2 separate regions of the Homo sapiens genome follow, and region 2 is linked to region 1. Evidence: read pairs that join two places in POLR2A ChIA-PET (ENCODE). Cell type or tissue: PC-9. All regions are shown on one strand. Each heading gives the region's core, and the rest is flanking DNA. Links, peaks and the distances in the headings are about the cores only.

The links. Peaks named below come from ENCODE experiments on the same cell type or tissue, not always from the same donor. Only the 100,000 strongest peaks of a DNase experiment are listed, where the experiment ranks them.
Region 2: POLR2A ChIA-PET joins it to region 1 with 5 read pairs; 6 of 35 experiments call an interaction of 5 or more read pairs at or near these places.

Annotation. Positions count from the first base shown.
Region 1 is chr5:160,186,120-160,191,488 of GRCh38, reverse strand. It overlaps a transcript of FABP6 not described here. Among named protein-coding and RNA genes, the nearest start is that of FABP6-AS1, 21 kb to the left of the region's middle. RefSeq lists a silencer at 2,912-3,011. In PC-9, for the core only: no CTCF peak of the experiment used is centred there; DNase peaks (open chromatin) are centred at 2,678 and 3,208; H3K4me3 peaks cover 954 bases; H3K27ac peaks cover 379 bases.
Region 2 is chr5:160,241,139-160,246,507 of GRCh38, reverse strand. No RefSeq gene overlaps it. Among named protein-coding and RNA genes, the nearest start is that of FABP6, 14 kb to the right of the region's middle. In PC-9, for the core only: a CTCF peak has its summit at 3,122; a DNase peak (open chromatin) is centred at 3,147.

The DNA.
Region 1 (5,369 bases), core at 221-5,220:
AGGTTTGGGGTTTGTTTGTTTGAGATGGAGTTTCACTCTTGTTGCCCAGGCTGGAGTGCAATGGCATGATCTTGGCTCACTGCAGCCTCTGCCTCCCGGTTTCAAGCGATTCTCCTGCCTCAGCCTCCTGAGTAGCTGGGACTGTAGGCGCCCGCCACCATGCCTGGCTAATTTTTTGTATTTTTAGTAAAGACGGGGTGTCACCATGTTGGCCAGGCTGGTCTCGAACTCCTGACCTCAGGTGATCCACCCACCTTGGCCTCTCAAAGTGCTAGGATTACAGGCATGAGCCACTGCTCCTGGCCAGGTTTGGGGTTTTATTCCAAGTAAACAAGGAAATCTTCCAAGCCTCTAGGCAGGGATGTGGCATGATCTGATTTGCTTTTTTTTTTTTTTTTCCAGATGGAGTCTTGCTCTTGTTGCCTAGGCTGGAGTGCGGTGGCATGATCTCAGCTCACTGCAACCTCTGCCTCCTGGGTTCAAGCGATTCTTCTGCCTCCTGAGTACACCACGCTGGCTAATTTTTTTTTTTTCATGTTTAGTAGAGATGGGGTTTCACTGTGTTAGCCAGGATGGTCTTGATCTCCTGACTTCATGATCCGCCCGCCTCGGCCTCCGAAAGTGCTGGGATTATGGGCATGAGCCACCGTGCCCGGCCTGATTTGCATTTTTAAAAGATCACAATAACTTCCAAAGCATTCTATGGTTTCCCTCTAGCCCCAAAATAGATTCAGGATATATTTTCATGGATGAATCAAAACAACTTGCCAGTATAATGGACATAGGTTAAGGGAAGGGAGGAGTTCTCAAGGGCTCCTAGACTTAGGGCCCATGCAACTGGTTACTCTGAAGCTATTCCCAGTAGAAAGAGCTCAGTTTTGGGGTCAGGCAGGCCTAGATTTCAATCCTTACTTTAATCTCAAGCCTCAGTTTTCTCTTCTGTAAAACTGAGACACAGGCTGGGCGTGGTGGCTCACACCTGTAATCCCAGCACTTTGGGAGGCCAAGGTGGGCAGATCGCCTGAGGTCGGGAGTTCGAGACCAGCCTGACCAACATGGAGAAACCTCGTCTCCACTAAAAATACAAACTTAGCTGGACGTGGTGGTGCATGCCTGTAATCCCAGCTACTCGGGAGGCTAAGGGAGGAGAATCACTTGAACCCGGGAGGTGGAGGTTGCGGTGAGCCGAGATCTCACCATTGCATTCCAGCCTGGGCAACAAGAGCAAAACTCCGTCTCAAAAATAAAAATAAAAAAGCTACGACACGATGACAGTTGCACATAGAAGGTGTTAATTCTTGTCCCTTGACCAAAGAGGTTATAGATGTCCAGAAAAATAGCGTTCTGTTTAAGGTCTTGTTGCTGGATAGATAAGCAACTCCAAGTTTGTTCAGAGGCAAGTTTGTTCAGAGAGAAAGGAGGAAGATGAGTAGGGGCTCTGAAGGCAGATCTAATACAGCCAGTTCAAACCTTGGCTCTGAGCTCCTGTAAAGTAGGAATATGTCATTTTTATCTCCTATGCCTGAGATAATTAAATGAGCTATTGCACAGTGGGCACACACAGTGCCTTTGCTCACGAAATTTTGGGAGTGGATGGCCAGCAAGACACCATCCAAATCTCTAAGTCCACATCTTCTGCTGAGCATACATACCAACAACTTCCCAAAGAATAATATCCTTTATGCGATAGCTTCATCTGTATTCTCACTTCATTCCCACAACTATGCTCTGAGGTATGTCAGTAGTATATCTTAAAATTTTTTTAATGTTTTAATTTTTTGTAGAGATAGGGTCTCTCTACGTTGTCCCAGGCTGGTCTCCAATTCCTGGGCTCAATAGATCCTCCTGCCTTAGCCTCCCAAAGTGCTGGAATTACAGACATGAGCCACTGCACCCAGCCAAGGTTTAAAAGGCTGAAAAAAATAAAAAGAAGAATACAATTTCTTGGCCTGACGCGGTGGCTCATGCCTGTAATTCCAACACTTTGGGAGACTGAGGTGGGTGGATCACCTGAGGTCAGGAGTTTGAGACCAGCCTGGCCAACATGGTGAAACCCCATCTCTACTAAAAATACACAAAATTAGCCGGGTGTGGTGGTGGGCGCCTGTAATCCCAGCTACTAGGGAGGCTGAGGCAGGAGAATCACTTGAACCTGGGAAGTGGAGGTTGCAGTGAACCGATATCCTGCCATTGCACTCCAGCCTGGGCAACAAGAGTGAAACTCTTGTCTCAGAAAAAAAATAAATAATAAGTAAAATACGATTTCTTGACCTGTGAGAATCCAAATGTCAGCTGCAATAAACAAAGCTTCATGGAAACACATCATGCCCACTCGTTTATGTCTTATCCATGGCTGCCTTGGCTACAATGACGGAGTTGAATAGCTGTGACAGAGAGTGTGGCCTGCAAAACCCGAAGTATTTACTCTCTGACCCTTTATAGGAAAAGGGTGCATAAAGTGTGTACTCTAGATGTAAAAAGGAAAGAAGGAGGGAAAATAAAGAAAAACAAAAAAAGAAAAAGGGTGCAGAGCCCTGCTGTAAATCACAGCTGCAGGGCAACATTTTCTCTCAAGGCGGCAGACTGGATAAGCACCACCCAGATAATCCAGGGGCCACCCCAAGGGGATGGGGGAGGGAAGAGTTTCAAGTTCAGAGAAGGAAGGGAATTGCAGGGAACCGCTCCAACCGGGAGGGGCCTTGCAGAAATGAGTCCAGCCCCCTCTTTTTAGATGAGAAAATCTGAGGCCCAGAGACAGGAGGCAATCTGCCCAAGGCCACCCAGCACGTGGCTAACAGCCCGGTCCCGGCGCTGCCTCCTTCTCCGCAGGGAGAAGCCGGCCAAAGTCGGGGGTCGCAGCCCAGGGGCGACACCTCCGGGCCTGGGGTCTCCTCCGTTTAGCGGGGTCCCCGGAGGGTCGGTGCAGGCCGAGCGCCGCGCGGCGGCGGCCTCTCCCCAGCGGGAAAGGGGAGGCGCCTGCGGAGTGGCCTCCCTGCAGTTCCTGTTTCCCGCTCTTTGGCTTTGGAGCAAGGGCCCCCCAATCCCTCCCCCGTCCCCCACCTCCCACCGCCCAGTTCCAAGAGTCCGCCCTCAGCCAGCCGGCTACCTGGGCTGGGGATTTGCTAATGTTTTTTTCGTTTCTTTTTTACAAAGCACAGAAGACACACCCAGCTTCCTAGAGCTCTGAAGCAGCATTTGATCGCGTGTGGCTGAGGAAACTCGAGCTTGTAGCTGATAAGGAATCGGGAGGAGAGGCCGGGAGGGCATTCCTGGGGTGCTTGGCTCCAGCTACCCCATTCCACCAGGGCTTCCCGCCCCTCTGGAATCCTAGCCCGGCCCCTGCCTGCTTTTCTCCCGGGTGAATTGGGAGGGCTGCCCCAGAGGAATTCAGGAGATTCCCTCTCTTGTAGCCTGGAGAAATAAAAAATATTAGCAGGCCGGGGTCTCAGTGGCTCACGTCTGTAATCTCAACACTTTGGGAGGCCGAGGCGGGTGGATCACCTGAAGTCGGGAGTTCTAGACCAGCCTGACCAACATGGAGAAACCCTGCCTCTACTAAAAATACAAAATTAACCTGGCATGGTGGTGCATGCCTGTAATCCCAGCTACTTGGGAGGCTGAGGCAGAAGAATCGCTTGAACTCGGGAGGCGGAGGTTGTGGTTAGCCGAGATAGCGCCATTGCACTCCAGCCTGGGCAGCAAGAGCGAAACTGTCTCAAAAAATAAATAAATAAATAAATAAATAATAGCAAATATTTTTAAGGGTGCAGCTCAGAACAGTTGCTGGAGAGGAACTGTTGATGGAATGGGTAGACCCTTCAGCACTACAGGCTCAAGCTTCCCACAGCTCCCAGCTTCCATCACCTGCACCCTTGTTCCCCCAAGTCAGGGCTCTACTCCTGATCTGACTCGAGTTTTCCCTTTCCCCAGTTTCCCCACCCTTCCATGAGCTCCCCCCCAACCCCCACCCCGTGCTGTTGGTTCCTCAAGGATAACTTCTGGAGCCTCCCCTCTTCCCTGGACAGTCCCTTCACCTTTCTGCTCTGTAACTTGCCAGCTGCCTTCCTCCAGGACCCTGTGTCCTCCTTCTAGTCCCTTCAAAGTAATCTGTTTTGTTGTCGCTGTTGTTGTTGGAAACAGGGTCACCCAGCCTGGAGTGCAGTAGTGTAATCATAGCTCTCTGCAGGCTCTACCCAGCCTCCTGGGCTCAAGCGATCCTCCCGCCTCTTTCTCCTGAGTAGCTGGGACTACAGGCCGGTGCCACCTGTTTTTAATTTTCTCACACACCCTGTAGATCAGGGCCTGGGAGGTCAGTTCACTCTCTTGCAATCTTTTTTTTTTTTTCACTATGTCACCCAGGTTAGAGTGCAGTGGCCCAATCTCGGCTCACTGCAACCCCCACCCCCCTAATGCCCCACTCTCCAGCTTAACTTCCACCTCAACCTCCCAAGTAGCTGGGACCACCGATGGGCACCACCAGGCCCAGCTAAGTTTTTGTATTTTTGGTACAGACGGGATCTCACCATGTTGCCCAGACTGGTCTCAAACTCCTGAGCTCAAGTGATCCGCCCTCCTCGGCCTCCCAGAGTGTTGAGCTTACAGGTGTGAGCCACCACACCTGGCTCTTGCAATCCCTTTCTCCTCCCTTCTTCCAAACACATTACCACCTGTGGGTTCATTACATCAATCTTTCCTGCCCACAACTCTTCTTGTTCCTCTCTTTTGCCAGCTTCTTGGAGGTGGCCCTCACTGGTGTTGGGAACAGGTGCTTGGTGTCATAAAAAACAAAGGATCTCTCAGCAAGGCTAGTTTACTTTCTGCAGAAAGGGTGCCATCACTATCAGTAATTCTCGCAAGAGCACACACGAACAAAGGAGACAGGGTCATTTATAACCTGATGCATCCACCCTACTGCTGTGTCCAGTTTCCGTTGGCTGGAAGGGTACCTCACATTCTATACTTGTCCCGATTGGCTAGTCATTTAGAACTTTCCGAAAGAGGCAAAGGCAGAGGAGAACAAAGGAAGGAGGAAGCAACCTGTGGAATGCTGAGAAAGGTAAAAACACCTCCGAATAAGGAAGAGGAACAGGCTATGACCTACTGCTTGCTTGGATCAGTATAAGCACGCCAGGGCAAATATCTAGGCTAAAATGTGGGTGCTAAGAACACAAAGTACATTGATTTCTTTATTATGGCTAGCAGATTTCTAAGAATGTTAGCACAGGTCTTTGAATAAATTTTGCTTCTAAGAGAAGTTACTGTTTATTCCTAATTAGACGGGAAGGAAAGTCCCTTTGAAGAGGAAGCTCTACTTCACTTTCTGCACTGGTCAGAGTGGCTCACAGCTGTCTTCATCTTTATTCCTGTCA
Region 2 (5,369 bases), core at 171-5,170, 55 kb before region 1:
TCATTAGCTGTTGATTTTCTTCATGGTATTCAAACCATCTGAAATGACCGAATTAATTTGTTTACCTGATTTGATGGCTGTGCCTAAACTACCTCCCCTCCCACCACCCCATATAATAATAGCTCCTGGTGGTGGTGGCAGTAGTCATCACAGCTAACATTTATTAAGTACTTACTGTTGTATTTCAGGCATTTGCTCATATTATTTCCTACAGCCATCCTAGTAACCCTACAAAATAGGAAGTATTATTAGCTGTGTTTTACAGATCAGAAAATAAGGGCACAGAGAGGTTATTTGCCTAAGGACAGCAGCGGCAGTGAAGGAGCCACAGTTCAACCCCACGCCCCAGCATCCTGTGCTCCTGACCCAGTGGCTTCGGAGTGCAAGAGGTAAAGTCTCCGTGGCTGGCCCAGCTGGCCATCCACTCACCTGGTAGGGAACACCCCACTAGGACAGAACAATGGACGTGGGTTCATAAAAGCAAAGAGTTGCCTGGCGTTCACACTCCTGATTCATGGCCGGGGTTCTCAGAGCATGCTCACCAGCAGACACAGAACCGTAGCTCCTTGCACATCTGCCACCGGCTAACAAGATTTGCGGCTCCATCTGTCTGCTTCTAACATGCTTAGATCTGGGAGGGGCTCCCTGAGCTCCCAGCCCCATCTGTGAAGGTGAAGACCTGGGACCAGGCTTGGGGCCTCCCCAGAGCTTCCCCCAGGAGGGGACCTGCCTCAGTGCTGGCTCAGACCAGTTCCAGGCACCATCCAGCTTGTCAAGCAGCCCAAAGAGCTGCCCTCCTCCTTGCCAGCAACCAGCATCCTTGTATTTCTGAGGCAATCCCTGGCACCAGGTGCCTGGAAGAGAATCTTAGCAGCTCTCATGAACCAGGATCTGTTCCTCAGAGTAAACCCTTGTGAACCGAATTTCAGAAGAAGACACCAAAGCATTTGGTAGGTGTCTCAGGTCCAAATGCCCGCCAGGGCCAGGTAGGTACCGTAAGTGTGCAAATACAGCTGGATGACTGACAGTGCGAGGTGGTGGGGACTGTGTTGAGCTATAAAGCCAGTGTTTCCCTAAAGGATATGATGTCTACTCAGCTCCTACCTGGTATTATCTTTCTTTTTTTTTTTTCTTTTGTTTTTTTTTGAGACGGAGTCTTGCTCTGTCACCCAGGCTGGAATGCAGCGGCGCAATCTCGGCTCACTGCAAGCTCCGCCTCCTGGGTTCACGCCATTCTCCTGCCTTCGGCTCCCCAGCAGCTGGGACTACAGGCGCACGCTGCCACGCCCTGCTAATTTTTTTGTAATTTTAGTAGTGACAGGGTTTCACCTTGTTAGCCAGGATGGTCTCAATCTCCTGACCTCGTGATCCACCTGCCTCGGCTTCCCAAAGTGCTGGGATTACAGGCGTGAGCCACCGCACCCAGCCCCTACCTGGTATTATCTTTCAGAGATGTAAGCTCCATGTTTCCAGAGAAACTGGGAATCTGTGCTTTCTAGGAAATTATTTTTTTAAAAAATTTTTTAAATTAAATTTAAAACATTTTAACAAATAGGAAGCCAATAAAACATTTTAAGTTAGAGTGGAATCTAGGCTGGGTGCAGTGGCTCACGCCTGTAATCCCAGCACTTTGGGAGGCCGAGGCAGGTGGATCACCTGAGATCAGGAGTGCGAGACCAGCCTGGCCAACATGAAACCCTCTCTCTACTAAAAATACAAAAAATTAGCCAGGCATGGTGGCAGGCACCTGTAATCCCAGCTACTTGGGAGGCTGAGGCAGGATAATCACTTGAACCAGGGAGGCAGAGGTTGCAGTGAGTGGAGATGGCGCCACTGCACTCCAGCCTGGGTAATAAGAGTGAAACTCTGTCTAAAAAAAAAAAAAAAAAGAAGAAGTGCAATCTAGACAAGAATGCAGAGCCTGAGAGGTGAGAGGTCTGAGTGTGTCTGGTCTTGACGATAGCCATCACTCCATTCTGAACCTCTGTCTCCTCATTTTAAGGGGAAGGCTGCCAACCTAGTCTGTGGTTCAGGTGTATGGTAAGGAAGCCTGGAACACGTGGTATTATCATTCAGCAGTGAGTTCCACAAGGAACACTGGAAATAAGTGGACCCCCTCTTCTTTAGGGCTCAGGTGAGACAGCTGCACCTCCCCCCAACCCAGCTCCCACTTCAAAGGAAGAATTCAAGTGGCCAGGCTTCTGCTGGGCCAGCTCTGGCTGGTTCTAGGCCCCTGCCCTTATCAGAGACACACAGGCAGGACATCTGGGAAGTCAGGCCTTCTGCTGCTCCCAACTGTGTGGACTTAGGCAGGTCATTTCCCTTTTCTAGAGCTCAGTTTCTCCATCTGTAAATGAGAGGGTGGGACTGGAATGGTCTCCCAGGTCATACCTGGCAGGGGAGCACATCCCAGTGGCAGTCCATGGTCTTCTTACCTAGAGTCAGGTCCAGCAGGTCTGAGATGGGAGGTTTCCCAGGAGAGGCTCGTGCACAGCCAGGCTTGGACACTGCTCCCTGCTCTGAAGCCCTACCCTGTATGTGCCAGTTCTCACCAGTAGACGTTTCAAGAAGAGCCCTGGCCGGGCGCAGTGGCTCACGCCTGTAATCCCAGCACTTTGGGAGGCCAAGGCGGACGGATCACAAGGTCAGGAGATCAAGACCATCCTGGCTAACACGGTGAAACCCTGTCTGTACTAAAAATACAAAAAGTAAAATAAAATAAAAGCCGGGCGTGGTGGCGGGCACCTGTTGTCCCAGCTGGAGGCTGAGGCAGCAGAATGGCGTGAACCCGGGAGGCGGAGCTTGCAGTGAGCCGAGATTGTGCCACTGCACTCCAGCCTGGGCAACACAGCAAGACTCCGTCTCAAAAAAAAAAAAAAAAAAAAAAAGAAGAAGAAGAGCCCTTAATAGCTCCTTTGTACACGCTTACTATGTGGCAGGCCCTGTCTTTGGCACTTTCCTCATGCTCTTATCCTTACTCCTCTTTTGTCCTCACAACGCCACCATGAGCTAGTTGGATTATCACCATTGCCTAGATGACGATACTGAGGATTGTGGAGGCTGAAGATCTCGCCATGCCATGTCACCCTGGGTGACACACAGCCACACAAAGGCCCAATCACTCAAGATTTCACTGCTCCTTCCCCCCAAACACATCAGGTATCCAAGGAATGACAGGCAGGTGGCAGAGTGCCACCTAATGGTGATCTTCTTTCATTTATTTATTTATTTATTTATTTATTTATTTATTTATTTATTTATTTTAAGACATTGTCTGACTCTGTCCCCCAGGCTGGAGTGCAGTGGCACGATCTCAGCGCACTGCAACCTCTGCCTCCTGGGCTCAAACCATCCTCCCACCTCAGCCTCCCAAGTAGCTGGGACTAAAGATGCCCACCACCAAGCCCAGCTAAATTTTTTGCATGTTTTGTAGAGACAGGGTTTCACCATGTTGTCCAGGCTGGTCTCAAACTCCTGAGCTCAAGCGATCTGCCCACCTCAGTCTCCCAAAGTGCTTGGATTACAAGCATAAGCCACTGCGCCCGGCCCTAGTGGTGATCTTTAAAGATGCTATGAGTAGCTCCCAAGTTCACTAAAGGAGCTTGCCAGGAGGGAGGCAGGTGCCCTGGCACAGTGGGAAAGATGACTCCCAAATGTCAGGGTGAAGGTCATGGAGAGCCTGTGGTAAAGGGCACCTGAACCAGGTCTGTGGAATGGGGAGTCTTTCCAGCATCTTGCACAGTGCAGCAAATAATGAAGCCAATCTAACTTTCTGGGAGTCATGAGCATGGATAAATAAAAAAAAAATTTTGTTTTGAAACAGGATTTCACTCTGTCACCCAGGCAACAATGCAGTGGTGTAATGATGGCCGCTGCAGCCTCGACCTCCTCGGGCTCAGGTGATTGTCCCACCTCATCCTCCCAAGTAGCTGGGACTAAAGGCATGTGCTACCACGCCCGGCTAACTTTTGTATTTTTTGTAGAGATGGGGTTTCGCCATGTTGCCCAGGCTGGTCTTGAACTTCTGGCTCAATGGTCTGCCCGCCTTGGCCTCCCAAAGCAAGGATTTTTACCCTTTATCCTTGTAACTCCTCTGTGACCGAGGAAGGGAAGGTCTTACTAATTCATTTTACACATGACCAAGATGAGGCTCAGAGAGGTCCAGTGACTCACAAGTTAGTGACAGAGGCACTCCTAACCCTTTGATTGCATTGACCTGAGAGTGATGGTTGTGATGATGGAGGTGATGGTAGAAACTAACATTGAGTGACTTTGTAGCAAGTCCATTAGGTAAGTACAGTTGTTATTCCCATTTACAGGTGAGGAAACTGAGGCTCAGAGAAATGGATGAACTTACCCCAAGGTGACACAGCTTCTAGGTGATAAAGAAAAGATTCAAATCCTGGTAATGTGACTCCAAAACCAAAGCTCTATTTTTTTTTTTTTTTTTGAGATGGAGTCTCGTTCTGTCATCCAGGCTGGAGTGTGATGGCACATCTCGGCTCACTGCAGCCTCCACCTCCTGGGTTCAAGTGATTCTCCTGCCTCAGCCTCCCAAGTAGCTGAGATTACAGGCACGCGCTACCACACTTGGCTAATTTTTGTATTTTTAGTAGAGATGGGGTTTCACTGTGTTGGCCAGGCTGGTCTCTAACTCCTGACCTCAGGTGATCCACCTGCCTCACCCTCCCAAAGTGCTGGGATTACAGGTGTGAGCCACCGTGCCTGGCCCCAGAGCTCTTTTTTTTGAGACCGGGTCTCTCTCTGTCGCCCAGGCTGGAATGCAGTGGTGCAATCATGGCTCACTGCAGCCGTGACTTTCCCGGGCCCATTCTATCCTCCCACCACAGCCCCCCAAGTAGCTGGGACCACAGGCATGTGCCACCATGCCCAGCTAATGTTTTAATTTTTTTGTAGAGATGAAGTCTCCTTATGTTCTCGAACTCCTGGGCTCAAACGATCCTCCTGTCTCAGCCTCCCAAAGTGCTGGGATTACAGGTGTGAGCCACCACACCCAGCCCAGAGTCAAAGCTCTTAACCACCGGCTCTTCTGGCTGAGGAATCCTCCCTGCCAAGATGCCAGTGACATAGGTGCTTTTCTCCAGCTCACCTTACTCCATTTACCCACACTGAGAAACTGTAGCTCCATCAGTGAGTGAAGCCCACACCCGCATTACTACTCTCAGAGACTCACTCACTCTCTGCTGTGTGACTTTGGATGAATTTCTTTTCCTCTCTGAGCCTCAGTTTCCACGTCTGTGAAATACAGTGTTTAAACTAGTTGAGAGCTGAGGTCCTGCTTTTCCATAGTCTATGAATCTGTGAGTTTATAACAATACAGGCTTAAGAATTTCTCCCCTGGCTGGGGG